Regions from separate parts of the Homo sapiens genome. Here regions 1, 2, 3, 4, 5 and 7 are each linked to region 6. Evidence: chromatin loops called from intact Hi-C (ENCODE). Cell type or tissue: endothelial cell of umbilical vein. All regions are shown on one strand. Region 1 overlaps EPHB6 (EPH receptor B6). Region 2 has its middle 120 kb from the start of PRSS1. Region 3 has its middle 36 kb from the start of MIR11400. Region 4 has its middle 110 kb from the start of MIR11400. Region 5 has its middle 120 kb from the start of PRSS1. Region 6 has its middle 61 kb from the start of MIR11400. Region 7 has its middle 80 kb from the start of PRSS1.

The links. Peaks named below come from ENCODE experiments on the same cell type or tissue, not always from the same donor. Only the 100,000 strongest peaks of a DNase experiment are listed, where the experiment ranks them.
Region 1: it touches region 6 in a loop (9-fold over the local background); 5 of 110 quality-filtered maps call a loop at or near these places.
Region 2: it touches region 6 in a loop (5-fold over the local background); 12 of 110 quality-filtered maps call a loop at or near these places.
Region 3: a loop joins it to region 6, with 5 times the contacts of the local background. A loop is called at or near these places in 2 of 110 quality-filtered maps.
Region 4: a loop joins it to region 6, with 6 times the contacts of the local background. A loop is called at or near these places in 22 of 110 quality-filtered maps.
Region 5: it touches region 6 in a loop (7-fold over the local background); 12 of 110 quality-filtered maps call a loop at or near these places.
Region 7: a loop joins it to region 6, with 6 times the contacts of the local background. A loop is called at or near these places in 3 of 110 quality-filtered maps.

Annotation. Positions count from the first base shown.
Region 1 is chr7:142,864,036-142,868,035 of GRCh38, reverse strand. EPHB6 (EPH receptor B6) reads right to left here. Exons shown (of 20, transcript NM_004445.6): 7 at 3,287-4,000; 8 at 2,406-2,561; 9 at 1,720-2,076; 10 at 1,431-1,555; 11 at 968-1,130; 12 at 314-428; 13 at 1-39. Among named protein-coding and RNA genes, the nearest start is that of EPHB6, 11 kb to the right of the region's middle. RefSeq lists enhancers at 1-802, 1,077-1,610. In endothelial cell of umbilical vein, CTCF peaks have their summits at 1,343 and 1,551 (motif pointing right); no DNase peak of the experiment used is centred here.
Region 2 is chr7:142,624,899-142,628,898 of GRCh38, reverse strand. It overlaps TRB and TRBV20-1. Among named protein-coding and RNA genes, the nearest start is that of PRSS1, 120 kb to the left of the region's middle. In endothelial cell of umbilical vein, CTCF peaks have their summits at 2,094 and 2,294 (motif pointing left); a DNase peak (open chromatin) is centred at 2,288.
Region 3 is chr7:142,436,460-142,440,459 of GRCh38, reverse strand. It overlaps TRB. Among named protein-coding and RNA genes, the nearest start is that of MIR11400, 36 kb to the left of the region's middle. RefSeq lists an enhancer at 1-315. In endothelial cell of umbilical vein, a CTCF peak has its summit at 2,015 (motif pointing left); no DNase peak of the experiment used is centred here.
Region 4 is chr7:142,586,226-142,590,225 of GRCh38, reverse strand. It overlaps TRB and TRBV14. Among named protein-coding and RNA genes, the nearest start is that of MIR11400, 110 kb to the right of the region's middle. In endothelial cell of umbilical vein, a CTCF peak has its summit at 2,445; a DNase peak (open chromatin) is centred at 2,455.
Region 5 is chr7:142,631,002-142,635,001 of GRCh38, reverse strand. It overlaps TRB. Among named protein-coding and RNA genes, the nearest start is that of PRSS1, 120 kb to the left of the region's middle. RefSeq lists an enhancer at 2,155-2,449. In endothelial cell of umbilical vein, a CTCF peak has its summit at 2,313 (motif pointing left); a DNase peak (open chromatin) is centred at 2,281.
Region 6 is chr7:142,533,685-142,537,684 of GRCh38, reverse strand. It overlaps TRB and TRBV13. Among named protein-coding and RNA genes, the nearest start is that of MIR11400, 61 kb to the right of the region's middle. In endothelial cell of umbilical vein, a CTCF peak has its summit at 2,480 (motif pointing left); a DNase peak (open chromatin) is centred at 2,414; H3K27ac peaks cover 909 bases.
Region 7 is chr7:142,667,949-142,671,948 of GRCh38, reverse strand. It overlaps TRB and TRBV25-1. Among named protein-coding and RNA genes, the nearest start is that of PRSS1, 80 kb to the left of the region's middle. RefSeq lists a silencer at 165-365. In endothelial cell of umbilical vein, a CTCF peak has its summit at 2,477 (motif pointing left); a DNase peak (open chromatin) is centred at 2,438.

The DNA.
Region 1 (4,000 bases), 330 kb before region 6:
TGCTGCAGCTGCTCTGTGTAGCCAGTCCCACGCCGCTTCCTGAGGAACAAAACGGTGACTGGGGATGACGCTCCCATTTCCACCCCCTTGCTGCCCCCTTGTCACCCTCCAGACTGCTCTTTAGTCGGTCTGTGGAGGGGGGACGACAGCCTGGCCCTCCTGCCCATCTCCACGTGGGGCCCAGGGCAGGGGCTGGCTGACGGGAGGAGCACCAGTGTGAGGTTTCTGCAGGGGGCTCCAGACTTGGCAGGACTTGAGGTTTGGCTGTGGAGTTAATGGTGCTGGGCAGAGTTGGGCAGGGGTGGGGACTCACCGCTGGAAGACGACCGCCAGCACGGTGATGGCTGCCAGCAGGAGGAAGGCCAAAGCCCCCAGGATGGAGCCGATCACCAAGGAGAGTCTTTCTGGAAGCTGGGAAGACAGCTCCCCTGGGGGACCAGCCGACAGGGTCACAGGTGGGCCAGGTCTCTCACAGGTGCTTGTTCATGTGCCCAGGCACCCACACACACCACAGGCACACACAACATGCACGCGCATGCCCCAAACCTCCCACATCCATGCACAGGGACACACAACACACACACACGCCCACAGCCCTCCCACATCCACACACAGGGACACACAACACACACACACATCCCCACAGCCCTCCACATCCACACACAGGGACACACAACACACACACACGCCCACAGCCCTCCCACATCCACACCCAGGGACACACAACACACACACACATCCCCACAGCCCTCCTATATCCACACTCAACATGCATACATACCCCTACAATTCCCCACCTCCCCGAGTAGCCCCTAGGTCAGCTGCTGAGCAAAAGGCACTCTCCTTTCCCACAGAACTTCTGGTTGGGAAGCACGGGGCCAGGGTTCAAGGCCGGACAGTCCCTGGGCCTCTCCTCACTACCCACTTGGGCCTTCACCTGCCCATCTGGCCCTTGACCCCCGCTCACCTTGAGGAAGTGTCTGGAAATAGACTTTGCCCCCGTAGGGGCCGTGGCCGGCAGCAGTCCGGGCCCGCACCTGGAAACCATAGATGTGGCCAGGGCTCAGCTGTGTCACGGTGGCAGTGTTGGTCTCGCTGGTCAGGGTGAAGGAGTGGGATTCGTCTTCTGCCTGGGGGTAACAGCCACTCACTCCCTGCCTGGCCCCCTCTTGCCCCTGCTTCTGCCCCTAAGGCCCCCAGCCACCCTCCCTGGTTGACAGGGCTCTCAGACACATGCCCAGTGCTGCACACTTCTGGGCACCTCTCCTTGCCCATTCAGCCTCTGGCCCCTACTGTGGGGACTGTGAGCTCCTGCCAGCCCTGTTGCGGACCCCTCATTCCTCCTGTGCACCTGGTCACCTCTGGGCCCCACTGTGAGGCCTATGAGCTCCTACCAGCCCTACTGCGGAACCCCCACTCCTCCTGCGCACCTGGTCATAGTAGCGGAGCTGATAGTCCAGGATGTTCCCATTGGTCTGGTCGGGCTGCGGCCAGGACACCGTGATGCTGTTGGATGCCCGGCTCACCTGGTGCACCACAGGGACAGCAGAGGGCACTAGAGTGCAAAAGGAAAATTATTATGGGGATAGGAGTCCCTGGGAGCAGGATCAGCCTTGAGGGGAGGGCGGCAGGGGTGGACCAGGCTGGAGATCAGGAGTAGGGAAGGGGGCTCAAAGGAGCGGAGGCAGGGGATCCTGAAGGCCAAGGAAAAGAGCTCACCTTCATGGCTGGTGCTGACATTGATGGCTGCAGCCTGAGGAGGGTCAGGGCTGAGCTCAGACACCCCATTAACAGCCTGCACCTCTAAGATGTAGGGTACGTGTGCCCGGAGTCCCCCCACTAACACTCGGCTCTCAGTCAGGCCTCTCTGGCGAGGGTCGAAGTGGACCTCATCCCTGCAGCGGTGACAAGTGCCCCCACCACCGCTGGCAGGTTCCTGGCGGCCTTCACACTCCTTGCACACGACATTGAAGAGCAGGTCCCCTCGACCCCCCAGCTCCCGAGGCAGGCGCCAGTGTAGCATGAGTGCTGAGCCTTGCACCTCAAACCAAAGCTCCTGGGGAGCCGATGGAGGACCTGGGGGGCCGGAGGATATGGCAGTCCAAGGGCCAAGAGGGCAGCAGTGGGGGTGATTGAGGAAGGAAGGAGCCAGGGGAGGGTGGGTGGCCGAGAGGGAAGGAGACAGAAGAGCGTGGGGTGGGGGTAGCCCAGAGAGGCAGGATGTGGGCCCAGGGAAGGATGGGTCAGGGAGAGAAGGGGGTGGGGACAGGGAGGGGAGGAAGCCAAGAAAATAGGGGAAAAACAAGTCACTCCAAATGCAAAGAGCCCCCAGTGTTGCCTGCTACCCCCACTTCTGGCCCCTCTCCAAGTCTCTTTCCCATTGCAGGGCTGGGTGAGGAACTCACCAGTGCAGGGGGCCTCTGGTGGGTCGGAACTGGCCCGGTAGAAGCCCTCCAGGCAGGGGCAAACGGGGGCTGCTGGGTTGGGAGCGTGACTGCGGGCAGGGCATGGTGAGCAGGGAGCATTCCCAGCAGAAGCCTTATAGAGCCCCCGTGGGCAGGCTGAGGAGGCAGAGGAGAGTGGGGGCGTCACACTCGCTCTGTCCACCCACCCTGAGCTCCCAACACACAGCAGGCAGGTATCCTCGCAGCCTTCTCTTCCCCAGAGCTGGTTCTCCTTTTCTTCCAAGACTGAACCCCACCCTCTCTTCCCTCAGGCAGAGATTTCTTCTGCCAATTGCTGGGACAGAATTGCATTTCCATGGATGGAGAAAGTGAGGTGCAGTGGGGGTTACAGACAGGCCCAGTGCCAGATGTGGGTGTTCCCAGCTTATTGCATAAGCTCCCTCTGCGGAGGCCTGCTGCTGCAGTCATTCTCCCTAGCTGCCATCCACTGCCTTCCTCTACCTGCGTCCCTGTCACCTGGCCCAGCGAGGCAGGGACCCTCCCAACAGAAGGGCGAATGGGAACCAAAGGACTCTATTCCATAGTAACCCTGGAGCTGGAGCTAAACTCCTTTTGGTCTCCATCGCTTCTCAGGCCTGAAGACTTAGGAGAAGGCAATTGCTGTGAAAGGCTCCAGAAGATTCCAGAAATTTCAGATGAGTGGGTGATAGTAAGTTTGAGTGCTTTAAGAAATAAAATTAGGGAAAATCAGGGTCCTTTCCTAAGATGGCTTATTCCTGACCTTTTGCAGATAAAATGAATTTTGGGGTGTTCAGAGAGGAGCCCAAAGGCTGGGGGTGGGTGGGAGGTGTCGGGCAAGTGCAAGACGAGTGGGCTCTCACCTTGGCAGGCCTTGTCTCCTCGTGCTGGTTGGTATCCAGGCTGGCAGCGGCAGCCCCCGACAGCTACCATCCACTTGCCCTCCCCGTTGCAGTGCAGCCTGGGGGGGCTGCCTCCTGCCTGGCCCCCTACTCCATCCTCCTCTGGCTCTGCATGAGCCACACAGGTGCCCACAGCTGCCACCAGGGAGGCCCCCCCAGCCCCACTGGCCTGCGTCTCTGGAAAGGAAGCAAAGGATCGGAGCACGGCAGGGCAGGTGTAGGAGAAGAGCCTGACAGCGACCAGGGCCAGGCAGGCCCCCGTGTCCTGGAAGGCCACGTAGAAGCCGCGTTGGGTGAGAGGCCCAAAGCTCCGCTCTTTGACGTTCAGTTGCAGTCCAGCCCGCTGCCCAGCCCCGTGGGGTCCCACAGCCCACGCTGCAGAGGAAGAAGAGGAGGAGGAGGAGGAGGAGGAGGAGGGAAAGCTCTCGTCTGCTGCAATTGTGTCCACCTTGGTCCAGCGTTTGAGGTGCCAGGAGGAAACGCTGTCAGGGCTGTCGGGCTCCTCAGCCTGACGGTAGTAAAGGGTGAAGGTCTCCCGGCAGGTGCCGCCGCTCACACCCAGGCTGGAGCATGCCCGCACAGAGAAGTGGAGTCGAATGTGCGCCCTCTGGGCCCCGCGCCGCTCCACAAAGTGTGTCTGCAACCAATTGTCCTGCCCGGTGCCTGGAGGGGCCC
Region 2 (4,000 bases), 91 kb before region 6:
AATCTCATTAGACTTAGTTTTTACATTTGCTATTATATTGCTAAGATTCACCTATAACCTTGCTCTTCACTATAGTTCATTCATTTTGACTCATATGAATATGTCACAGTTTATTCATTCACTCTTCTCAGTGCATATGTGGCTTGGTGCCATGTTTTTCTACTGTTTGGTGCTGTGAAGAACACTTTTTTATTTATGTCTTCTGATATGTGTATGCAAGAGCTTCTCCTGATGTAAACCTAGGAGTGGAATTGCTGAGTTATGGGATATAGGAATCTTCAACTACGAGATAATGCTGAACTGTTTCCAAATGGTTGATAGTACTTATGCTCCCATCAGTAATTTATAAGTAATCCTATGAATCCATACCCTCGCTAACATTTTATATTTCTAAACTTTTTATATTTTGCTAATCAAGTGGATATAAAACTATGTATCATTGTGTCTTGCTTCATATTATCCTGATCATCAATGAAGTGAAATATCTCTATATGTTTATTAGTCATATATGTTTATTCTATTAAATGTATGGTCATATGTTTTGCTCATTTTCTGTTGGTTCATACAGATTTGTGGTCAATGTAAATGTTTGGTTTCTCCTAGGAAAGGATTTTCACTGTTCCACTTACTGTCTTCTAACTACTGGCAGAACTTTCCAACTCTGTAGACAAGCCATGTTGTCTGAGGTCTTCCTTCTAGGTACCTCTGCCCCCTCTTCCCCTTGACACCTTTCCCAGGAGCCAGCTCACCAGCACCTTCCCTAGCGATACATTCCGTATGGTGTGTACCTAGGCATAGAGGGTGCTCCCCTCCCTTTGTACCGAGTCTTACTCTGTTCATTCATCAACCGAAACACCATGGAGAACATGATGGCGTTCAACATTTACAGGAAATGTGATAGGATTTTATTTTGGTGGCCTGGTCTAAGGAGGACAGAACACAAATTTGGAGTGAATGCTATTCAATGCTGTTGCTATCCTCCCCTAAGGTAACGTATTCATGCATAACTCTCTACTTGGCTGCCTCTTGGTTATCTTTGTCTTGAGAGCCCAGCATGATGACAAGAAAGCCAATCGCTGAAGTTTATTATAGGAAATACACAGTGATTATACAACTGTCTTCATATCTACCTCTAGGATTATGTGTAGATCTATTCAAGAATACATGACTAATGTGGCAGAGTCAGGGCAAAATTCCAGGTTTTATAATTTTCAGGGAACTTTCCATGTCCGCCGACCACTTTAGGCCCAACTCTATTGCCATTTCGTGGGTCTCAAACACTACACCTCCTCCATACTCCACACTCACAGTGCTTCTTTTCTTTTTCTCCCCCTCCCCCCCGCCCCACCCCCTGCACACACACTCCCAGATGTCTCAGTCAGGAAAGCTGTGGTTTTCCATTCTCCACGCTTCCCCTCTCAGCACTCAGGGGGCCCGCTGGGGCGGAGGGCAGCTGCAGGGGTTCTTGCCGCGGTGTCTGATCCCCTCCTGGCGCTGTGTCTCTAGCACTGCAGATGTAGAAGCTGCTGTCTTCAGGATGGGCACTGGTCACTGTCAGAGTGGACAAGGTCAGGCTTGCATGGTTGATGAGAAACTTGTCCTTCTCGACGCCTTGCTCGTATGTGGCCTTGGAGCCCTCATTGGAAGTTGCCATCAGCATGAGACTCTGTTTCGGGAACTGACGATACCAAAACATAGTTGTGGCCTGAAAGTCCAGGGAACGGCACTCGATCTTCACAGAGGTTCCACTCTTACAGATAACCCTGCTCGGATGTTGAGAGACGACAGCACCAAGCCCGGAGCCTGCTGAGACAGAAGCCAGAGAGAGAGGAGAGCCCAGTGGGAGCCGAGTCAGACAGGACGCCAGGCAGAGCTGAGCCTCACTCCCTCCCTGTGCTCCCAGCTCCTGGAGAGTCCTGTTTGTTTTGTGCAATCTTCCCGTCATCTCCCTAGGGCCATAATCCCCCATCTCCTCTGACCGGCGGCTTTCACCTTACCATTTACACCTCTAGAGAGCAGGGCCTCTCCCTCTCCCTTCGATGAGCATAAACAATCCACATTGCAACCCTGCTGGCCACCACTTGACCATGCCAACACACGCACATGCCCACCCAAGCTCCCAGGTAGAAGGAGGCTTATACCTGGCCCCAGAAGCAGCAGAAGCAGCAGCATCTTCCGTGATGGCCTCACACCACCTTCTCTGGGGAGAGTTGTGACCACTGCCTCCATTCACCAGCGAGGAGGGATGACTGATCACAGAATCCCAAGGATGCCCTAGTCTGCCCCCTGGTGGTAATCTTTGCCCATGACTGATGTTACGTCCATCTCTGCCTGTCAAAAAACCATACAGGTCGGGTGAGGTGGCTCACGCCTGTAATTCCAGAACTTTGGGAGTCCGAGGCGGGTGGATCACAAGGTTAGGAGTTCAAGACCAATCTGGCCAACATGGTGAAAACCCATCTCTACTAAAAACACAAAAATTAGCCAGGCGTGGTGGTGGACACCTGTAATCCCAGCTACTCAGGAGGCTGAGGGAGAGAATTGCTTGAACCCAGGAGGCGGAGGTTGCAATGAGCTGAAATCATGCCACTGCACTCCAGCCTGGGTGACAGAGTGAGACCCCATATCAAAAGAAAACAAAAAACCCATACATTGCCTAAAGTGGCCTAAAGACTTCCCAATTCAACTTCCAAATTTATTAAAGATACACTGAGACATAAAGCATTGTAATGACTTAAGTGAGTTTCCTATAAGGAAAGGAGTGTAGGTTTAGGTAATGAATGGCATTGGAGTCTGTTTGCTGCTTCTGTTTCATATCCTCAAAGTAATAACACCAAGACAACTCATGGTTGTTAATCACTAGACCCACAGGTTGGCACTACCATAAATATTGATAAAGCACAGGCCAGTGCCTCGGCTGGAAGTCCAATGTTTCTTCATAATCATGTTGAAGCCACTTCATCATTTTCTAAATGAGATAGTTACCTCATGTGTATCTCATGACAATTTCCCTCATATATAAAGGGACTTAATTCTAAACATTCTAATAATATTTCTCAATTTAGCTTGTATGTTTCCGTGTTAATCACTGTTGAGGTTGTGAGAATAATTAAATTTATTCTATTGTAATGGAGGTCATACTAAGTACTGGACAGTGAAAATAGTTTCTAGGAGGCATAAGAAATTCTTTGATTTGAACAGGCTGGGATACTTGTTTTAATGGATCGATGTTGGAAATATGTAGCAATTACAAGGAGCTGGAAAGTTTTTTTGAAAGCCCTATGTTTTCATTTTTATAACAGCCTCTCAATTGTGCTTTCATTTAATATTTAGTTCTGCTTCTCTGGCATAGGTAGCTAGAAAAGATAAGATTAAGACTTCGCCCATCATATTATGTTTGTGCAATAGTGAAATCGTTTTATAACAAATATAGCTATTGCATTATGTTAATATTGACATATCTATTAAAGGGCATCTGTATGCTCCTGTGGCTGCATTTTTTATTTCCTGGGTATGTTGGGCCTCATTAAAATGAGGCCACTTCATACTGTAACTGTACTTTTTCTGCAAAGAATAAGTAGGGACAGCTTGCTATGGGTGACCTCTGGTCCAATATTATGATATGTCTGGGAGGGAGTGGCTGGAAGACCTTCAGATCAGAAGAAAATCTTCCTATTTATTTTGAGAAACACTAATTGTCAGGTACAGATGGTCTCATGATGGTTCAATGACTTTTCAACTTTACAATGGTGCAAAAGCAATATGCATTTCAGTGTGCTCCTTGACTTATGATGGGGTTATGTACAGATAAGCTGGATATTGTAAGTTGAATTATGATGTTTTCAATTTGTGCTGGATTTATCAGGATATTACCCCACTGCAAGTCAAGGAGCATCTGGATATTCTTGTGGGGTTTTATCACTGTGTCAACTTAGCTAAGCAAGGAATATGTTTCGGACAACTTTTTTCCTAGTATGGTTCCGGGTTAGAGTTGATCATG
Region 3 (4,000 bases), 97 kb after region 6:
CTCCTCTTCCTCTCACTGGTGACTCTGTGCTCCTAGTTCTTCAAATGCCTTTAAATGAGTTAGAAGTTAGCATCTGAGTTACCCAGGAAGAGCAAGCATGTCAACCGCGTTGTTAAAGATACAGGAGCTGAATCAGTGTCCCGGAAGCTCATTAGATTTCAAAGCTCTTCTTTGCAGTGAAGGGTCTCTCCGAGTTTATTGATCCTTGAACTCTATTGAGTTTGCAAAGCCCAGAGCACAGAATCTCTCACATTCTCTATCCACACAATAAATCAGAAACAAGATTGTCTTTCTCACAAAGATTTGGAAATTAAATGTTCCAGAGTTGATTTACATCTTATTCTTACCTCTAGCAAAGCTCAGCATTTCTTAATCTTTACACCTGGTCTTTTTCTTATAAAAGAATCTTACATCTCACTAACTGACTTCCTCTCGGGGTGTAGAGTATAGAGAACTGAGAGAACCTCTGCTCTATGAATTGGTCAACTAGGTTATTTGCTAACAAAGAAGAAGGAGCAGTTTAAGGCCACATTTTCGCTGTTGGCACAGAGGCATACAGCTGAGTCCCCTGCGCCCCAGGGGACTTGCCCATCCTAAGGAGCAAATAGTTTACAGATGAGCTTGTGTGACCTGAGGTGTCTGTTTCCTTGTGGGTTCCATCCCTTTGTTGTGTGTGTTAGATCCAGAATGTAAAACGGTAGTCATCAATCAGTTTTTAAGGTGACCAACACGTTTTCCTCCCTATTACCAGGTGCCTAGGTTTGGTAGTCAGAACAATGCCCCTTCAACCATGCCCAGGCCTAATCCCTGGAATGTGTTAAATTACCTGATAAAGGGGAATTAATGTTCCAAGTGAAGTGAGCTTGCCAATCAGCTGACCTTAATATAGGGGCCCAATGTAATCACAATGGTCCTAAAATGTGGAAGAGGGAGGATGAAAAGTGAGCATCAGAGTATGCAGAGTGAGCAAAGTCTCAGCCAGTCCTTGCTGGCTTTGAAGATTGAATGGGGCCATGAGCCAAGGAGCACTGGTGGCCTCTAGAAGCTGAAAAGGAGAGAAAAACAGTTCTTCCCTAGAGCCTCAGGAAGGAATGCAGCCCTGCCAACGCTTGGATTTTAGCCCAGTAACATCCATTTTGGACTTCTGACCTCCAGAACTGTAAGGTAATACTTGTGTGGTTGTAAGCCACCAAGTTAGTGGTAATTCGTTACAGCAGCAATAGAAATTGAATACCTTATAGTAGCCATGGGACTCATGAGAGAGAGAGGCAGAAGCCGGATACAAAATACTGGTAGAGTCAGATGCACGATCACGTGGAAAAACGAAATCAACCCAGGCAAAACAAACAAAACTTTTATATGCCCAGACCCCACCTTCTTCCAGGGACACAGAGGCATCTGGAGTAATAGAGTTAGAACTAGACTGCGGCATTTTCCCGCCCTGAGCAAAGGTTCTTGGGGGAGAAAATTCTGTCCTACTCCACCCTAAGCCTTGCTAATAAGTGTATATGCTGCTGGTACATCATTGTGATTGAAGCTGCCTGAGGACAGGCTCCCCCTGACATGGTCCAGGGTAGCGCCTCCATTTCTACCTGTTCTTCCCTCTACGTTCGACGGAACAGGTAGGGCTAGCCTCGGCCGGCTTGGGGCCAGGCTCTACAAGGCTCCTGTGACACAAACACTGCTTTTCTGCTTTCCCCAGCCCAGAACACGGCGCCGCACCACCCCAGCTCCTTGTGCCTCCACGTCTTCAGTGAGCTCAGACCTACATCCACTTGCAAGCCCATCTGCCACTCAGAGCCCTATTCAAATCTCAATTTACAGCAAAACCCATCTCCGCATCAAGAGGCAAAAGGGTTGGTCTCTAATCCCTTTATTTTCAGCCTTCATTGCAGGTACCTCCAACCCAGCTCCCTGACTCTAGGTCCAACTCCAGGGTTTTCATTAAGGATCCTCCAGGGAGCAATCCCAGCCCCTCCCCCATAGACTTTGGATGACAGTGAAGCCACAGTGCCTCCTGGTGGCCAGTAGGCAGGAACAGCACAAATGTGCTCTTTGTCAAGACCAAGGACTTGCACTTCCCTTTATTGAGCCATGGGGAAACGAGATACCATAATTTGTGGTGTTGGAGGGTCATAAAACAACATTATGACCTAAGATGGAACCACCTGAGAGATGGACATTACAGTCTGACAGATGGAGACATAATATCAGTTTTAATATCCATAAACAACCCGGCTCAGATGGGAGGGCAAAAAGACCGACCAACACTGTCTTGAATCAGAATTTAATCCATTCTCTCTCCCCTCCAAATTACAGGCCATCCCTATAAGGAAAAGAAAGTTTCCCACTGATCTTAGTGCATTTAAAAAAGCACCAAAAGAATCTGCTTTTATTCCCAGTAGCCAGGATGAAAGGGAGAGGATGAAGAGAGAGGAACCTCAGATGAAGAGGAGACTAAATAAAATAACTTATTTCCCTTCCCATAGGGAAGATTTGGCAAGCAATAGAAAGAATAAAACTGGAGCATTGCTTTAGGCAAGTTCCCTCAAATGGAAAATGTGGAGCAAAGTGTTTTCCCAGAAGCCTGGGCTTAAGTAGGAAAAGATGATAGTCACACATCTGTGACTCCCTCTAGTTCTGACCCCTGGCCCTCAGGTGTACTCAAAAAACATGGCACAAATGGATCACAACAATGCAGAAATGAAGTGTAAACCACAAATAAAATTAAAAGGCCCCCAATAATCTGAATGGACTTCCTACCCAGCCAGGGCTCTTTTAAAATTTAACCTGAGAGACAACCAATTGTCAACCAGAAAAATTTTAAATCTACCTTTAAGCTGGAACCTCTCCCCACTCCTGCCTCCAGGTGTCTGCCTTTCTGGCCAAAAACAATGTATCTCTTAATTGTGTTTGATTGAAGTCTCAAGTCTCATGTCTCCCTAAAATGTAGAAAACCAAGCTGCACCCTGACCACCTTGGGCACTGATCTCAGTACCTCCAGAAGGCTGTTTCACAGGCCATGGTCACTCATATTTGGCTCAGAATAAATGTCTTTAAATATTTTACATAGTTGGACTGTTCATCAACAGAAACTAATTCCATGTTCACTTTGTGCTCTCTGATCAAGTCTAAATATTCACTCTCTGTTCTCATCTTGTCTCATGATCCAGTGAAGCATCAAAGATTATGTAATAAATAACATAAAAATACTCAAATGATAAAACCTCAAAACCAAGTAAGGGTCCCAATTTGATTATAAATCCACTTCAAGTTTTTAAAAAGTTCTTTCCTTAAAATTAAAGTTTCTGTATAACATCTCTACGCTGTTTAAGTCAAATATCAAACAAATCAGACTAAGAATCTGACGTTAAAATTCAAAGAAAATTAAAACTTCAGATAAAATGTTTTGACCTTAATCTGTATAATTACAGAAGAGGGAACTCAGATTAATGCTTTTGTTATTATTTATGTACTTGAGTAAAATAACCACACTAACAAACTGCAACTAATTCATATCCTAAAGATACGATGAGGAATAACTGGGCCAGAATCTTGGAGAAGGCAGGGGCCTCGGGAGTGAGCACAGCAGTCACTGCCCTTATGGGCATTTGCTGATCCCAGCCCAGCACTAAGGAAGCTGACTCACAGTCCAGAGGGGTAAAGGCAAAGACCATAACTTACTTAATGTGACCATTGAGGGACTTGAATAGAATCAATGCACTAGAAGGAAGCCTGTCCTCCAGGGTCTCCAGGACACCTCAAGCCTTTAATTCTGTTCCAGGGAGTCCTGGATTGTTTATGCATCCATGCACTTTACAAAGCACAATAAAATTATCTCTGGAGAAAGATATATCCATCCTAGACCAGAAATTATTTCTACAGCCATAGTGTCTGGCATGATGTCAAAAATAATCAGGTTTAAAAGGAAAAATACAAACAAATGACTGAGAAGCAGCACACATACAAAAATGTCCACAAAGACCACAGAGGTGAAAAT
Region 4 (4,000 bases), 53 kb before region 6:
GAAAGGCACCAGTTAGGGTTCTGCAGCTGAAATTTTGAAGAAAAACTCATGTCCAATATGTGGCTATGCTTTAAAAATCTATTTCTCTTTGTTCTTGTCATACTAAAGGAGTTCATCGACAAGTTTCAAGCAAGATATGAGTTTGCGATGCCTGTGACAGAAACAATATACCTATTCATATTACATGTCCACATAGAAAGAGAGAGTACTGATTATCTAAAAATTGGATCTTGATCATTAGAAAAGGAAAATGGGTTTTAAATTGTTTGAAAAAATTAAAATCCAAGCCCACTTGTAATATTTTCTCACTATCCATTTGCCTAATCAGGATTAGGATGAGTTCAATAATAATTTGAGGTGCTAAATAACAATCAGACTGGGAAAATGAAACTTATTATTAGAGTGAATTTCAGGACTGTTTGCAAAAACATGGCTGAAACATGAGCAGAATATTGGAATCCAGATATTAAAAGAAGGCAGTTGAACCAGGTAGAATGTATTATACCATTAGGTCTCATTAAAAATTACATATTCCAGGCCAGGCATGGTGTCTTATGCCTATAATCCCAGCATTTTGGGAGGCCAAGGCAGGAAGATCACTTGAGCCAAGAAGTTTAGGACCAGCCTGGGCAACATAGTGAGACCTGTCCCTACAAAAAATGCAAAAATTAGCTGGGTGTGGTCATGCACACCTATAGTCCCATCTACTAGGGAGCCTGAGGCAGGAGGACTGCTTGAGCCCAGGAAGTCGAGGCTGTAGTGAGCCGTGATCACACTGCCATGGCACTCCAGCCGGGGTGACAGAATGAAACCCTGTCTCAAAAAGAAAAAAAGGCCGGGCACAGTAGCTCACACCTGTAAACCCAGCACTTTGGGAGGCTGAGGCAGGCAGATCACTTGAGGTCAGGAGTTCAAGACCAGCCTGGCCAACATGGTGAAATCCCGTCTCTACTAAAAATACAACAAATAGCCAGGCATGGTGGCAGGCACCTGTAATCCCAGCTACTTGGTAGGCTGAGGCAGGAGAATCGCTTAAACCCAGGAGGCAGAAGTTGCAGTGAGCTGAGATTTTGCCACTGCACTCCAGCCTGGGCGACAGAGCAAGACTTCGTCTCAAAAAAAGAAAAAGAAAAAAGAAAAAAAATAGGAATACATATTCCTATTGCAGCAACTGGAAGTGATCTTAAAAAATGTTCTGTATCGGCTGACAGATATCTATTTATAGTGCTAACTATATTTTTTACATTAAAAACTCAGACCCTATGTGAACAGAAAATTAGCATTAACCTCTGATAATGGACTTAGCTATTCCACTCTAAAATGAGATTGTTTTAAAGTGGTTGGAAATTTATAAATGCTAGACAAAAGCAACCTAAACTCATCACCACCATTACCAACGTCACCACTACCACCATTGCTAGCATCATCATTGAGCATCCTAAAAGCCAGTAGTAAATGCATTTTTATTCACTATTTTTATTTTCATCAGAAAGACTTGTTTCTCTTACTATAAGAAGGGATATAAAGATGTGGCCTCACAGTCAGAGTCACAAACCTTTCAGAGCAGCAAGATAGGCAAGAAGTCTGCTTTATAACCAGGGCAACATACACTTTAAAAAATAAAAATAAATATGAGAAACACATAGTTTGAGTTCTGTTTAAAAAACTTCAGAGATCCCCCAAACCACAAGTATTTTCACCCAAATCTTCTTGGAATACTCTTGTATTTCATGAGTTAATTCTGGTTCTTTATCTCCCCTCCCTTGGGGGAGAAGGCACAGGGAAAGCCTTCCTTTTGGGCAGCTGTGAGTTGAGAGGAGAAGGCTATGGTTTTGCACAGCAAGGGCACGACTGTGAAGCACTGTGTCTTGGCTGCTGGCACAGAAATAAACTCCAGAATCCTCCAGTTCTGCAGGCTGCACCTTCAGAGTAGAATACGTCCCTCCAGTCCTTTCAGCTAAGAATCGATTGTTGGGCATACCGGACTCATCCTGTTTAGACTCTTTCACAAAATGTAACAGAAATTTTATTTCTTTTCCCATAACACGTCGATACCAATAAAGATTATCATGTCCAGAAATTGGGTCACATCTCAGAGTCACAGTCTGGCCCTTCTCTATTACGCTGTGGCTGGGGAACTGAGTAACTCCAGCTTCTATGTGCTCTGTGGGAAGAGACAAAAACAGAATACATGACATGAATAGACTGGGATAGGGTACAGCACAGATATTTAAGTACCTGAAGACTCACTTGCTCCCAGGAGACAAAGGGACACTAAACTGAGAAGCCTGGAAACCATGGCAGGACCCAGGTAAATCACATTTCCAGATGAAGGAGCTTACAAGCATGAGAAAAAGGAAAGCAAATCTGTCTCTTGGCCCTGTAAGATGTGGCCTCCAGTGACATCAGCATATTAGCCAATGTCCACAGTCTCAGGAGCTCCCTCTACGGACATGAAACATAGAAGACCTAGCCAGGGTTCTCTGAAGAAGATTGCCTCTAGAGGGGGCAATGGAGAAAAACTGACATCAATTAAAATCAACCTGTTTATGCATTTGACTAGGTGTTAACCTTATATATACCACTCGTAGCTCCTGAGTCTGATGTCTGGATCCTACCTCATCCCATCTGGCCCTGTCTTCCCTCATGTATCACATCCCCATAGACTGTGGGGCATTTTAATCTACGGTAGCTATTGTTGCTATTGCTAATGATCAATACTTACCTCCAAATTCTCTTTTCCCATTATCTCTCTAATGCACTCCAATCAACATTTTCCCCCCACCACTCTCAAACAGCATGCTCTAAACATGAAAGATTATCCTCAACTTTACTCCACCAACAGCCTTCCAGCTGAAAACCTTAGAGTGGTTCCCAAATCCTCTTTTTCTATCCCACCCTATAGCCAATCCATTAGGAAATTCAACTGGCTCTATCATGAAAATACACTCAGAATCCATCCATTTTTTCATCACCTTCTTTGCTAACCCTCAGGACAAGGCCACCATCATCTTTTTCCTGGATTACTGCAATAGATTCCTAACTGATCTCCCTGCTTTCACCTACTTCTGAACTAGCTCTCAAACTCAGCCCTCTAGAACATGCTAGATCATGTCACTCATCTCCAAATCATCTACTAGCTCCCAGTTTTATTTGGAATAAGAAAACAAAACAACAAAGCACTTAAGGCCATCAAGGTCTTAAATGATCCATCCTGCCCCATTACCGCTTGGAAATAAAGCCTACCACTCCCTTCCTTAATTTTTCAGTCATATGGGCCTCCTCATTGGTCCTAAAATATTTTTTTAGGGTATTTGTACTGGCTCCTCCCTCTGCCTGGAATTCTTTTCCCCCAGATACCTACATGTCTCTTTCCTTCATCTCCTTGAAATCTTTGCTCAAAGGTCACTTCCTCATTGGGCCCTACTCTGAACAATGTATTGTCATTTCAACGCTCCTTACTCTGACAGTCCTGGTCTCCCTCACCTTAGTCTGCCTTTTCTTTTCTGCATTGCAGGTATCACCTGCTAATACACTATATGCCTTACTTATTTGTTTATCTCTGTCTCTCCCTCCCCGCAAAAATGTAAACATCAAGTAGACATGAGTCTTTGTCTTTTTCTTTTTAGTATGTGCACTGAGAACATAAAACAATGCCTTAAATTCTTTCAAGAGGAGGTACTGCTGGAATAAAATCTTGAAAGGAGACTAGACTTTTCCAATGAACTATGGAAGGCACACCCCAGACAGGGGGACATTGAAGTCTCAAAATTATTTTCTTTCATTATAGTTTGAGATGGGTGTCAGATAAAAACATGACAGCAAGGTTTGCAGAAAATATTATAAGAACATGAGTTTCTTGGCCTAGTCTCAGGTTAACTGGACATATTGGAGTGTGTTAATTTTGAGTGGCTGCTATAAAAATTACCACAAAGTTGCTGGTTTACAATGACAGAGATTTATTCTCACAGTTCTGGAAAAGTCCAAAATCAGTATCAAT
Region 5 (4,000 bases), 97 kb before region 6:
ACCTGGCAATGTAAAGACTGAGTTTTCAAGTCAACATGTCAACTTTACATAACATAACAAAATGCTTTCCAAAGTGATTAAGCCAAATAAGTGATCCCACCAACAGCTCATGAGTGTGTTCAGATGTTCCACATCTAGGACTACACTTGCTATTTAATATACCTTTAATTTTGCCAGTCTAGTATGTTAATATTATCTCATGGTGCAATATAGTTTTTGTTTGCTTCTTTCTGGTTGCTAAGGAGGTTGAATATATTTGATATATTATAGGCCACCAGTGTTGCCTGTAAACTGCCCTTTGTCCATATTTCTTTTTGGTTGATTAGCTATTATTTATTTGTAACAGTTTTTTCTAGACTCTGGATACCCAACCTTTGTCAGCTATGTGTGTTGCTAATATCTTTCCAATTTGTGGTGTATGTCTTTATTCTGTTTGTGCTACTTTTTGTTGGGTTTCTTTAGTAGAATGCATTATTCTTTTATTTGGGGTAAACATGTTTTTTAATTCTTTGTTAAAAAAAATCTTCCATAGCCCAAGTTCATGAAGATATAATCCTTATTATTTACCAAAACTCCTAACATTTTGAATTTTGCATTTAAGCATTTAATTCACTTGTGATTTATTTTGACATATATTGTGAAGTAAGGTTTAAATTCATCTTTCCTTGTATGGATAACCACCTGTTCCAGAATAACTTGTATATTACATCATTCCTCCGTATATCTTCAATAACACCTCTATTATATATGAAATTCCTGTATATTCATGGGCCTATTTTTCATTTTCTGTTTTCCATTTGCCTATTTAATCACGCTTCTTTCATTATCCTAAATGATAACATAATTTGATAATTGGTAGAGCAATTCACATCACTTTTTGTACTTCTTAAATATTGCTTATTTTTGTTCTTTTTCACTTAGTTGTAGATTATTTGACAAATTTCATAAAGTAAATCTTTTGTAGTTTGATTACTGTGGTATTGAATATATAGATAATACTGCAGAAATTGAAACAACCTTACTATTGGATTCACTTTTTCATGATCATGTTGTATATCTTTACTTATTTCAAACTTTTTTTTTTTGAGACGGAGTTTCTTTCTGTCGCCCAGCCGCCTGGAGTGCAATGGTGCAATCTCAGCTCACTGCAACCTCCGCCTCCCGGGTTCCAGCAATTCTCCTGCCTTAGGCTTCTGAGTAGCTGGGATTACAGGCACCCACCACCATGTCCAGCTAATTTTTTGTGTTTTTAGCAGAGACAGGGTTTCACCATGTTGGCCAGGCTGGTCTTGAACTCCTGACCTCAGGTGATCCAGCCACCTCGGCCTCCCAAAGTGCTGGGATTACAGGTGTGAGCCACCGCGCCCGGCTTATTTCAAACTTTTAAAATAATTCCCTTAAATGTATTTATTTAGAGACAGAGGCTAGCTCTGTCGCCCAGGCTGGAGTGCAGTGGCATGATCTCGGTTCACTGCAAGCTCCGCCTTCTGGGTTCAAGCCATTCTCCTGCCTCAGCTTCCGGACTAGCTGGGACTACAGGCGTGCACCACCATGCCTGGCTAATTTTTTTGTACGTTTAGTAGAGATGGGTTTCACCCTATTGGCCAGGCTGGTCTTGAACTCCTGACCTCATGATCTGCCCGCCTCGGCCTCCCAAAGTGCTGAGATTACAAGCGTGAGCCACTGAGCGCGGCCCTGATTCCCCTAAAATTTTAATAGTTTTCTGCATGATAGTCTTGCTAATCTAATAGATTTGTTCTTAGGTGTTTATTTTCTATTTTATATCATTATTTGTAAATTGTCTCTCGTTAAAAAACATAACTGCTTGTAGTATGTGAAAATAAAATAATGTTTTATATTTATGTTAAATTCAGTAAACTTACTACATTTTGTTATTGATAATGCATTGCTTCTTTAGACCCTTTTGAATCTCTATAAATAAACTTGTCGTGCGCCAATACTTATTTTTCTTTCCTTTCTCATTTTCAACTTTTTCCCCTTGTTTCACTGGTTGCAAATTCAGCACAATGTTGAATAGAAATCACGGTATTATTCATTTATATATTTATCAACTGTGTAGAAATCACACAACTACAGGTGCCAGATATGGGTAAACGCTAAGGGTTATTACAAAATGTTAAGATTAGATCCTGCCATTTTAAAGACCAATTGGCCTCCCAGGATATCTGCAATTTTTTTGGTCAGTCAGTACCTAAACATCTCATCTGAAATATCCGGTGAAGCTGTGAGTCCCCACTTGATGAGCGGCAGATATTTTATAGAAAGATCCACATCACCCTCTAGTGGTCAAAGGAGCGAATTCATCCAATGCCCGCGGAGCTCTGCCTCGGCCTGCCTGAGTCGGGAGTGGCCCGCCCGGCAGCGAGGCAGCAAAAAGGCATTCCAGGTATCAGAGCGAAATTAAGAAAAAAGCAGCACTTGATGTGCTACCTGCCACATACTCCACAGCATTGTTACTAGCAATTACTTACACAATTATTCAGCCATTAGTCTAATGCCGATGGTGGTTTATCAGTGCATTTTGCCTCCCTCAACCTTTTATAGTCCCCCAAGGCAGGTGTGCTCCCTAAACCGCTATCCTATGCTCTCTGATCTTTTCATTGTAAACTGTATATCAAGGGATTGGAGGCACTTTCATTCTTCCAGTGATGCTAAATGTCCCAAAGGTGTGCTTCTTATCCAGATCCATTTTCTGAGTCCATGACTTGTACATCCAACTGCTCTCTGCATATTCCTGGTTAGATTACTGTCCCTAAGGCACTCCCAATCTCAAAGTAAATCTTGATCTTCTTCCCACTTGGTCCTTCTTATTTGTCTGTGTGTAGCAGTCTCTCTTAATCACCACCCACCACCCCCTGCATATTGCTGCTCATGTCTAATCAATTGCCAAGTCCTTTGATTTACTTCCTTTTAAATGTCTCATTTTCCCCATATTTCTAACACCATCATCATTATCTGAGCTAAACTACTGCTTGCCTGAGCTAAGTTTTTCCTCCGCATCAACTCTGTTCACACTGCTGGAGGGTGGCAGCATAAGCCTCCCAACCCTCTGCCCAAAATATGCCACTTTGGCATAAGGAATATTTTGAGCTAGAGGCATTAAAGACAATAGCAAGTATAAGAGGAGTACTCTGACCCTTCCCCTTTTCTTCTTGAAAAATGGAATAAGCTTCCCATATAAAAGATGTCTTATCTATACCAGGAAAAAAGAATATTCTTAACATCCAAGATAGAATGGGATGATGTTGAGGCCAAGGAATCTGTAACAAAAAAAGCTTGTTAAACTAATCCTCACCTTCCTAGTCACTTTGCCATTCAACCAGCAACCCTAGCCTAAGCCCCTTTACTTTTTCACCTTTCCACAATGTATGACCCTTTGCCCAATTCAATATATGAATGTTCAACTCTAACTGCACATTCAGTTCTTCCTTTAATTATGGGGGCTTTCATGTGATGTAAAACTTGTATTAAATACATGTGTATGCTTTCCTTCCTGTTAATCTTCCATTCTCAGGACCAGCCGAAAAACTGCAAGAGGGTAGAGGTAACATTTTGCCTTCCCTGCATGGTCCATTATTTCTTCACTTTGTGACCAGGGTGATTAAATACACAGATACACACACAGCCACGAATCTGATTACTAAAGAAGTCAAATGTTGAAAACCTCAGTGTCTCCTATTAAGCTTTATGTTGGATTCTGTATCATTTACCTTGACCAGTAAGGTTCTGAGTGGTCTGGTGCCTTCCTGCCTTCTTCAATTTTGCCCTGTACTCAACCACCTCCTCCCCCTGCTCCTGTCACTCTGCTGACTTCTTTCCTGTCATTAAACACACTAATTTCTTTCCTGATTAAAACATTTTGCACTGGTTCTTTAATCTTTCTTAAATGCCCTTGAATTCATTATCCCTCGTCCCACTTAATTAACTCTAGCTCATCTTGATGTAAGGTATTTAGGAATAATATTTAAAATTTCTTCCT
Region 6 (4,000 bases):
ATTGTGGCCCCATTCTATATGGAACTAAAACAGGACAAATATTCTCTGGCTGGAAGTTATATGTCCTGGAGGTTGGCAGGCCATAAGCCATAGTAACCACATTCCATAATATGTGACCTTCTTCTACTGCTTGGCTAGTCTTGAGATGGAAGAATAGTGCTCTGCTGTAGCTCATTGACCAAGGCCCAGGAAACACTATAGAATTTTAGAAATTTTATTTTGGAGGCATGGAGTCGTAGGTTTGGATCCTGCCTTTGATCCTTGGAAATATGAAATACTGGAGAAGTTCATGAGCCACAGCTTCCTATCTATAAAATGGTACACTGAAATCTTCTACATGTATAAAGTGGATATGCTAATGTCTATCTTTGCATTAAAACACATAAACTCAGGAGGATCATTTGAGGAGTTTGAGACTAATCTGGACAACATGACAAGGCCTCATCTCTACAAAAATAAAAATTAAAAAAAATTAGCCAGGCAAGGGGACACATCACCTTGTAGGAACTGAGGAACTGGGGACACACCTTGTAGTGATGTGTCCCTGTAGTCATAGCTACTCAGGCCGCTGAGGCAGGAGGATTGCTTGAACCCACGCGCTCAAGGTTGCAATGAGCCATGATCACAGCACCACTGCACTTCAGCCTGGGTGACAGAGTGAGACCCTGTCTCAAAAAAGAAAAAAAAAAAAAACCCGCAATGTGTACTGCTATGATTTGACTGTGTTCCTAAATAATTTATATATTGAAAACTTGGTTCCCAATGCAGCAGCGTTGAGAGGTAGGACCTTTGGAAGGTGACTGGATCTTAAGGACTCTGCCCTCATAAAGGTTAATCCATTCATGGATTAATGGGTTATAGAAGGAATTAGTTAGTTATGAGGTTGGGTCTGTTATAAAAGCCAGTTTGACCATCTTTCATGAGCCCCCTCATATGTAATGCCCTATGCCACCTGGGGACTCTGCAGAGTCCTCACCAGCAAGAAGGTCCTCACTAGATGTGGGTCCTTGACCTTGGACTTCCCAGCCTCCAGAGCTGTAAGAAACAAATTTCATTTCTTTATAAAATACCCAGTCTCAGGTATTCTGTATGGCAACAGGAAACACACTAAAACATATACCCCTATGTTGGCACAGAGTAGAAGCTCCCGCCACTTGCTAGGAATTAAAAAGTACTGGCTAAGATGTGAGAACTTCCAGTGGGTCTGGAGCCCACAAGTGCAGGAGCTCTCACTGAGCTCAGCAGGGCAGGGGAAAATGTTAGAAAAGAATAGAAGCATCTCTGGGGCTTGGCTAAAGTTGTGTGGCAGCCCCCACCTCCTTCTCCCTATTACATCCTCAAGTGAGATAGGAGGGTTTGGGTACAGAAAGCCAGTAATTCTCCAGGGCTGTGCCTAAGCTGCTGGCACAGAAGTACAGGGCTGAGTCCCCCAGCTCCAAGGAGCTCATGTTCAGTTCAGAATGATAGTCACTGAACTGTTGAGCTGAGAATCGATCAGGGATGCTTCCTTTATCGCTCTGCATCTTTTCATAAAACGAAATGAGGAACTGGGGGTCCTGACCTGGACCCTGCTGGTACCAGTAGACAGTGTCGTGTCTAGGGATAGGATAGCATTTCAGAGTGGCTGTTTCCCTCTTTTCTTTGATCAGATGTCTTGGGGACTGGATGACTCCAGCAGCCACTGAACCTGTGGAGGAAGGAGACAGAAGCTGAAGACTCAGCTCGGGAGAGTTTGACACTTCAGCAACAATTGAACACTGTGGATACAGGGATGTCCCACCTGTACTCAGGACTCACCTGCTCCCAGGAGACAAAGCATGACACGGCAGAGGAGCCTGGTGTTCCAGGCAGAGTCAGGCAGGTCAGGACTAAGCATCTCCCTGCTCAGGTTGCTGGTCTCCTGGGGTGAGAAAGCAGGGCTTTTGCTCCTCCTCACCGTTTTTGGAGGTTTTTACTGTGATGTCACTGTTCTGATGTCATCGTCCTGTAGGCTCCCATAGGCACCCTGTACTCCAGGACTAGCTCAGCTAACTCAGGCTTTCCCCCATCCTGTCCAGCTTCCTGCAGAGCAGGGGAAGCTAGCTGTGCTGAGCGAGAGGGGGCAGGCTTCCGGGCAGACAGCCATCCGCACAGCTTCTGAGATTTTCATCTGAGGCAGATGCTCCTTTATCTCCACCTGGCTTGGGTTATCCAGGCTGCCCTGCTGAAACCCTCATCACACTCCCCATCAAACCTAGGTTGCTAGAGAGGCCACACAAGGCTTCAGTTCATGGCTTCCTGTCATGACAAATACATGTTGCATATCAGTTGATCTGATAAGACTATGATTAACTCTTCCTGTGCCAGCAGTACCTCTGGTTCATCTGGTAATATCCCTGATACAGAGACGAAATCAAGACTGTCTCCCTTAACCCTCTCTCTCTCAGACAGCGCTATCAGTGACCCACTCAGTGGATCCACAGTGCCCCCAAGTGGCCAGTGTGTAGTCACTATGAGGAAGCTCTAAGGACCCTGACTAGGGAGACTGGGTGCTTCCTAAATTAGACCCTCAGGATCTCTCAGGACACAGCACAGCTCTTGCTGATTTCAGGTTTACCTGCCTCAAACTCAAATTTTGCACAGGTTGGTGAGGGAGACATAAAGCAAATGTCTTTTTAAACAAGAAAGAAAAATTTTTCATTTTAATTTAAATTTTAAATTTCATCAAATAATGGTGTAGGAAGGGAGATATCAGCCAGTCATTAAATGCCAGCTGCCATAGGAATGGGGTGAGACCTGGGCAAAGCATTCCCTTTAACCAAAGATAATTCCTGGAGGCAGCTGACAGTGACATGCTATCAGTGAAACAATCATCTAAGCTGGAGAAATAAACACATTAGTCTCATGAAAAGAAACTGCCTACTTATATATCTTTTTTTTTTAATTCTCTAGTCAACTTTTTGTTTTTAGTGAATTGCCTTCTTTATGATTGATGTGTAGGAATTCTTTATAATATGAATCCAGCCCTTTCTCAGATATACATTTATTTTTTCGTAATGTATTTTGAAGAACTTTTTGGGATTTGCATAAAGAACAATTTGCTTTTTTTATGGTTAGAACATTCTTTTGTCCTTAAGAAATCTTTGCCTACCCCATGATCATGAAGAGAGCTTGCTATGTTTTCTTCCAGAAGCTTTCAGTTTCTAGTTTTTCGATTATCTGGGATTTTTTTGTGTCTCTTACTAAATTTTGTTTATGGGAAGGGTCAGCAGTTTTCCTGTAAAGGGTGAAATAATAAATTTTTTAGTTTTGTGCATCATGCAGTATTTGTCTCGACTACTCAATTCTGTCATTGTAGTGCAAAAGCAACCATTGACAATATATACACGAATGACTGTGGCCATGATCCAATAGAACTTCATTTATGTTTACTGAAATTTGAATATCTTAGATTTTTATATGTAACAAAATACTTTTTACTTTTTTTCAATCATTTAAAAGTGTAAAATTTTTGTTAGTTTCTGGGCTGTATGAAAACAGACAAAGGCCAAATTTGGCCCGGAGGCCATAGTTTGCCCACATCTGGTTATGGAGTGAGATAAGGCTAGAGATTCATTATTTTTCCATATTATCCCATTTTTCTAGAACCATTTGCTGAAAAGGCTATTTTATCCTCTTTTTGCTGTTTTTAGTATTTGATCTGGGAATTACATATGCATCTTTGACTTATCAGTTTGCTTGCAAAAATATTCTATTTAACCATAGGATGTCATAAATGTCCTTTTTTAGGTGAAGAAAATTTCTTGTTACTCTTGAGTTTGATAACAGTTTTCTTCAAGAAAGGATATGGAATTTTATCAAATGCTTAAGTTATCTATAGATATGATCATATACTTTTCATATTTTTCATACAGATAAGGTAAATGACATAGTCTGTTTTTTGAATGTCAGACCAACAATGCATTACTGAGATAAACCCTACTTGACCATGTTGTACTATCCCTCTTACATATTGTCAGAT
Region 7 (4,000 bases), 130 kb before region 6:
AAGAGATTTAGGGCTGAATCCAGGGACATTGTTAAAGACTATTCTTTGCCAAAGTTGGAGCCTTTTCTTTTCCTTAGGCCTCATGCAGATATAGCTAAAATTACATTTATTTAGAGGGATATTAGTGAAAATAATCATTAATCACTTATTTCAAGTGAAAATAAAATTTTATTCTAAGTTCAAAGTCATAGATTGAGGAACTGAAGCCGTCAGGTGCAGGACTGGGGTCAGGAAAGGGCAGGGACTTTGTGTGGCTGTGTATGAAGGAACAAGTTTAACATGAGGAAGAAACCATGAACCAGAGATAAAGACAGCCTGTGTAGAAAGTCAAAGGATCCTTTTCCTGTTTCTTAGCTGACAAAGACTTTCTTCAGCTAGCCATAAGGTAACTGTCAAATATTATCGCATTTATCTTGAAGGATAAAATTTGTGCAAGCTCAATTGAACAACAACAACTAGATGCAAGGAAAAAGTCAGCTAGGATGACTGTGGGGCTGGGTCATTTCTCAGCTTGTTAGAGACTGAGCCAGAGATAGTCTTTAGTCCAGACTGTTACTTAAAGCACACTGGTCCCTCAAGGCTGAGGAGTCTGGGAAGATTTGTAGGGGTTTCTGTAGTTTAAGATGAGGTTTCTGGAGGCAAGATGTCCTCACATTAGAGGCGACCCTTTCTGTGCGGAGTGTCGGTATCCATGTAGCACTGTGTATTCACTGCTGGCACAGAGGTACTGAGAGGTATGTGAGGGCCTGGCAGACTCCAGGGTCAGGGGAAAATGCTCCGTCCTTATTCTGGAGACTGTTGACTCAGAGGAAAGATCTCCCTTCTCTGTGGAATTAACTCCATAGGAATAGTGGATGAGGTGTAGTTCCATTCCTGGATCTTGTTGATACCAGTACATTTTGTCATGGCCCATGGTTTGAGAACATTCCAGAGTGATCTTCTTTCCTGTCCCTATAACAAGGTATCTTGGGGTCTGGTAGATGTCAGCTTCCATGAGGCCTATGGGAAGAGACAAAAATTGGTAACAGAGTTCACGATGGACTTTGATGCTGAGCCAGGCACAAACCCAACACAGAGGAATTATTCCTTCTAGATTTTGGAATGAACTGTGTCTATGACTTACCTGCCCCCAGAAAATAAAAGCCCACGTAGCAGAGGAGCCTGATAGTCATGGCACAGTTGGGGCTAGAGAGGATGTCTCCCAGTAGTGGGGAAGCAGGATGGGCTCTTGATAATGTCATTGTGTGTGTGTGATGACACAGCCCCTGCAAACTTCCTGGGTCCCACAGCCATCCTGTTGAAACAGTTTCATCTATATCCTTTTAACCCATCAAATGAGTAATATTTTTGTTGACTTCCCTCATCCAAAGTAGGCTTGATGCTTTGCTTATCTTAACTCAAGTCTTTAATATTCTTACAAAACATTCCATTGCAACTGTTTTGTAAGCTATGAACATAAAAACTACATAGCTTTGAGTGCCTGTAATAGCAAGATTTTACCTAATTAAAAAGGTTGGGAAAGGAAGTGGCATTTGAGTTGGGTTCTGAAGGATGAACAGGAATGAACTCTGCAAACCCAAGAGAGAAGAACATGCAGAAGAGGGAACCAGTGAACAGCGTGGCTTGATCAGACAAGGAGCAGGAGAACTTGTGAGCATTAAACGGGGCAATCTATTTATATAGACACATGTAAAGAGCTTGGAGCAGTAACTGGAATTCACTGAGTCCTCAGAATGGTGTTATTATTGTGTGATAATAACTTTCTCAGTCTCATTTTTCACTGACTTGGTGTTCAGGCTTTATCAGCTTTATCAACTTAGCCTTTGCCTAGGATGATTTTAGTCCATCTGCCTTTAATTGCACTATCAATCATGACAGAACAGAAAATATAATCCAATACATGCTTTGGTAATACTGCTACAAATGGTTTGGGTGCTGCTGCAGTAAACAATGTCTAAACCAAGTGCCATTCTCCCTCCGCCCTTTCCCCCATTTCTTCTTAACAGAAAAGTCTTTGGTTTTGATTGTGAGATACAAAGATTAATCCCAGAATTTCTCCCAGTGTTGTCCACTTCCTTTGCCCTAGTTCACTAAGATCTACAGTTGGTATTTACTAAAATTTTTGTTCACATGATGCTGACATAGGCTTTGGGTTTTTACTATTATATCTCTACTATTTGAACACCATGTCTTCAAGTCTGTATGTATTTACATGTAACACATGTGGGCCCCTGCTTACTCTTCCTCTGTCATGTGTCACGAAGGAATATAACAGTTTTGATTTACCAAACCCTGAAATACTCTTGTCCTATCAGGGGCTCCTTTAAGACAAAAGTAACCATTAAAATCATTAATGAGATTTGGCCTTAGACTTTACTATGAAATCTGGTCTTAATAGTAAGTGCTGAGAACAGAAAAAATAAATTGAATTTTACTGCCCCCTGCTGAAAAAAAGGTGTTAGAGGTTTGGGGAGATTCTGACAAATGTTAAAGAAACAGGAAAACGGGAGGCTCCCAGTTGTTCTCAGTGTGAGATGACTGAAGGATGAGTGATGAGTTGATGAAAGTCTTCAGCAGTGACTGGATGTAAAATCTATACCTCACAGTAGAAGCAACTAAAGAAAGGAAAGAAAAGAAGTGCTCAACCTGGGCTTGGAAGTAGATATGAGAGAGTCTCAGGTCCTAGTCAAATGAAGGGGTACTCGAAGGCAGAGGTAACTACCCACTCCTTGCTGCCCAGTGCAGGAATAACTCACACATAGCTTGTCTTTTATTGATGAAAACACTTTCCCCAAAGACTACCTTTCTTGTTTAGTTAGGGAAGTCCTCTGGAGAAGGTGCTGGGAATTGCTAAGTGTGAATAATTACAGAGACAGACATTATTATATATAATTTTTGTATATATCTCTACACATTTTTGTTCTAGTAAAACCCCCTTTCTCAATGGAGGTTTCTTGATTTTCAGGATTTTGTAGTCCTTCCAGTGTCCATGAAGTTTGCATAGGGAAGAGATACCAAGAAAGACAAGAGACAAAATGCAATCTTAATATTCAGCCAGGAGGGAAAGATCTGGAACCAGAATGTGGCAATGCTAAATTAAGACTTCATATTATGGCAAAGGACTCACCTGTCTTCAGGCGAGGCAGAAGGGAGAAAGGCTGAGGGTTCTGGTTTCCCAAACAGTGATAAACATCTCCTAGCTCAGGGCTCTGCACCACATGGAAGTAGGATTACCTCTGAGGTTTCATTTCCCATTGCCAAGAATAGCCTGTACCATCACGGTTCCTGTTTTCACAGAATAGAGTTTGATTCCAGAGAATCACGGACACTGACTATAGGGCATGTGTGTTGAGCTTTTATGCAGTGTCTTATGTCAGAATCCCACAGCAAGGGCTTTTTATGAGCTTCAGCACCATGTTCTCAACCCAGTGGTCCCTCGGTATTCATGGGGGATTAGTTTAAATCCACTGATGCTTAAATCTCTTATATAAAATGGCACAGTATTTGCATATAACCTAGGCACATCCTCCTGTATACTTTAAATCAACTCTAGATTACTTATAATAGCTAATACAATGTAAATGCCATGCAAATAGTTGGTATACCTCAGTGTTTTAGATTTTGTATTTTTTTTGTTGTGTTGTTATTTTGTAATTTTTAAAATATATTTTTCATCTGAGGTTGACTAAATCTGCAAATGAGGACCCCATTGATACAGAGTGCCAACTGTGTACTCTACCAGCATTCGGAAGTTCCAAAGGCCCTCAAATACAGCATGCATAATTCATTCCCCTCCTTCCTTCTAACTCTGCTTCTTTGCCTGTAATACTAAAACTAGGACTCCAGGCATAAACTTAACTTATTAAATATTCTAATTAGACTCAAATATATGAGTATATAAATTTGTGTTAACAATTAAAACAACAAATATTTCATATATTTTCATATATTTGCATCCTCCTTTGCATGTCTTCTTTCTCAGAACTCAGATTCCATTAAG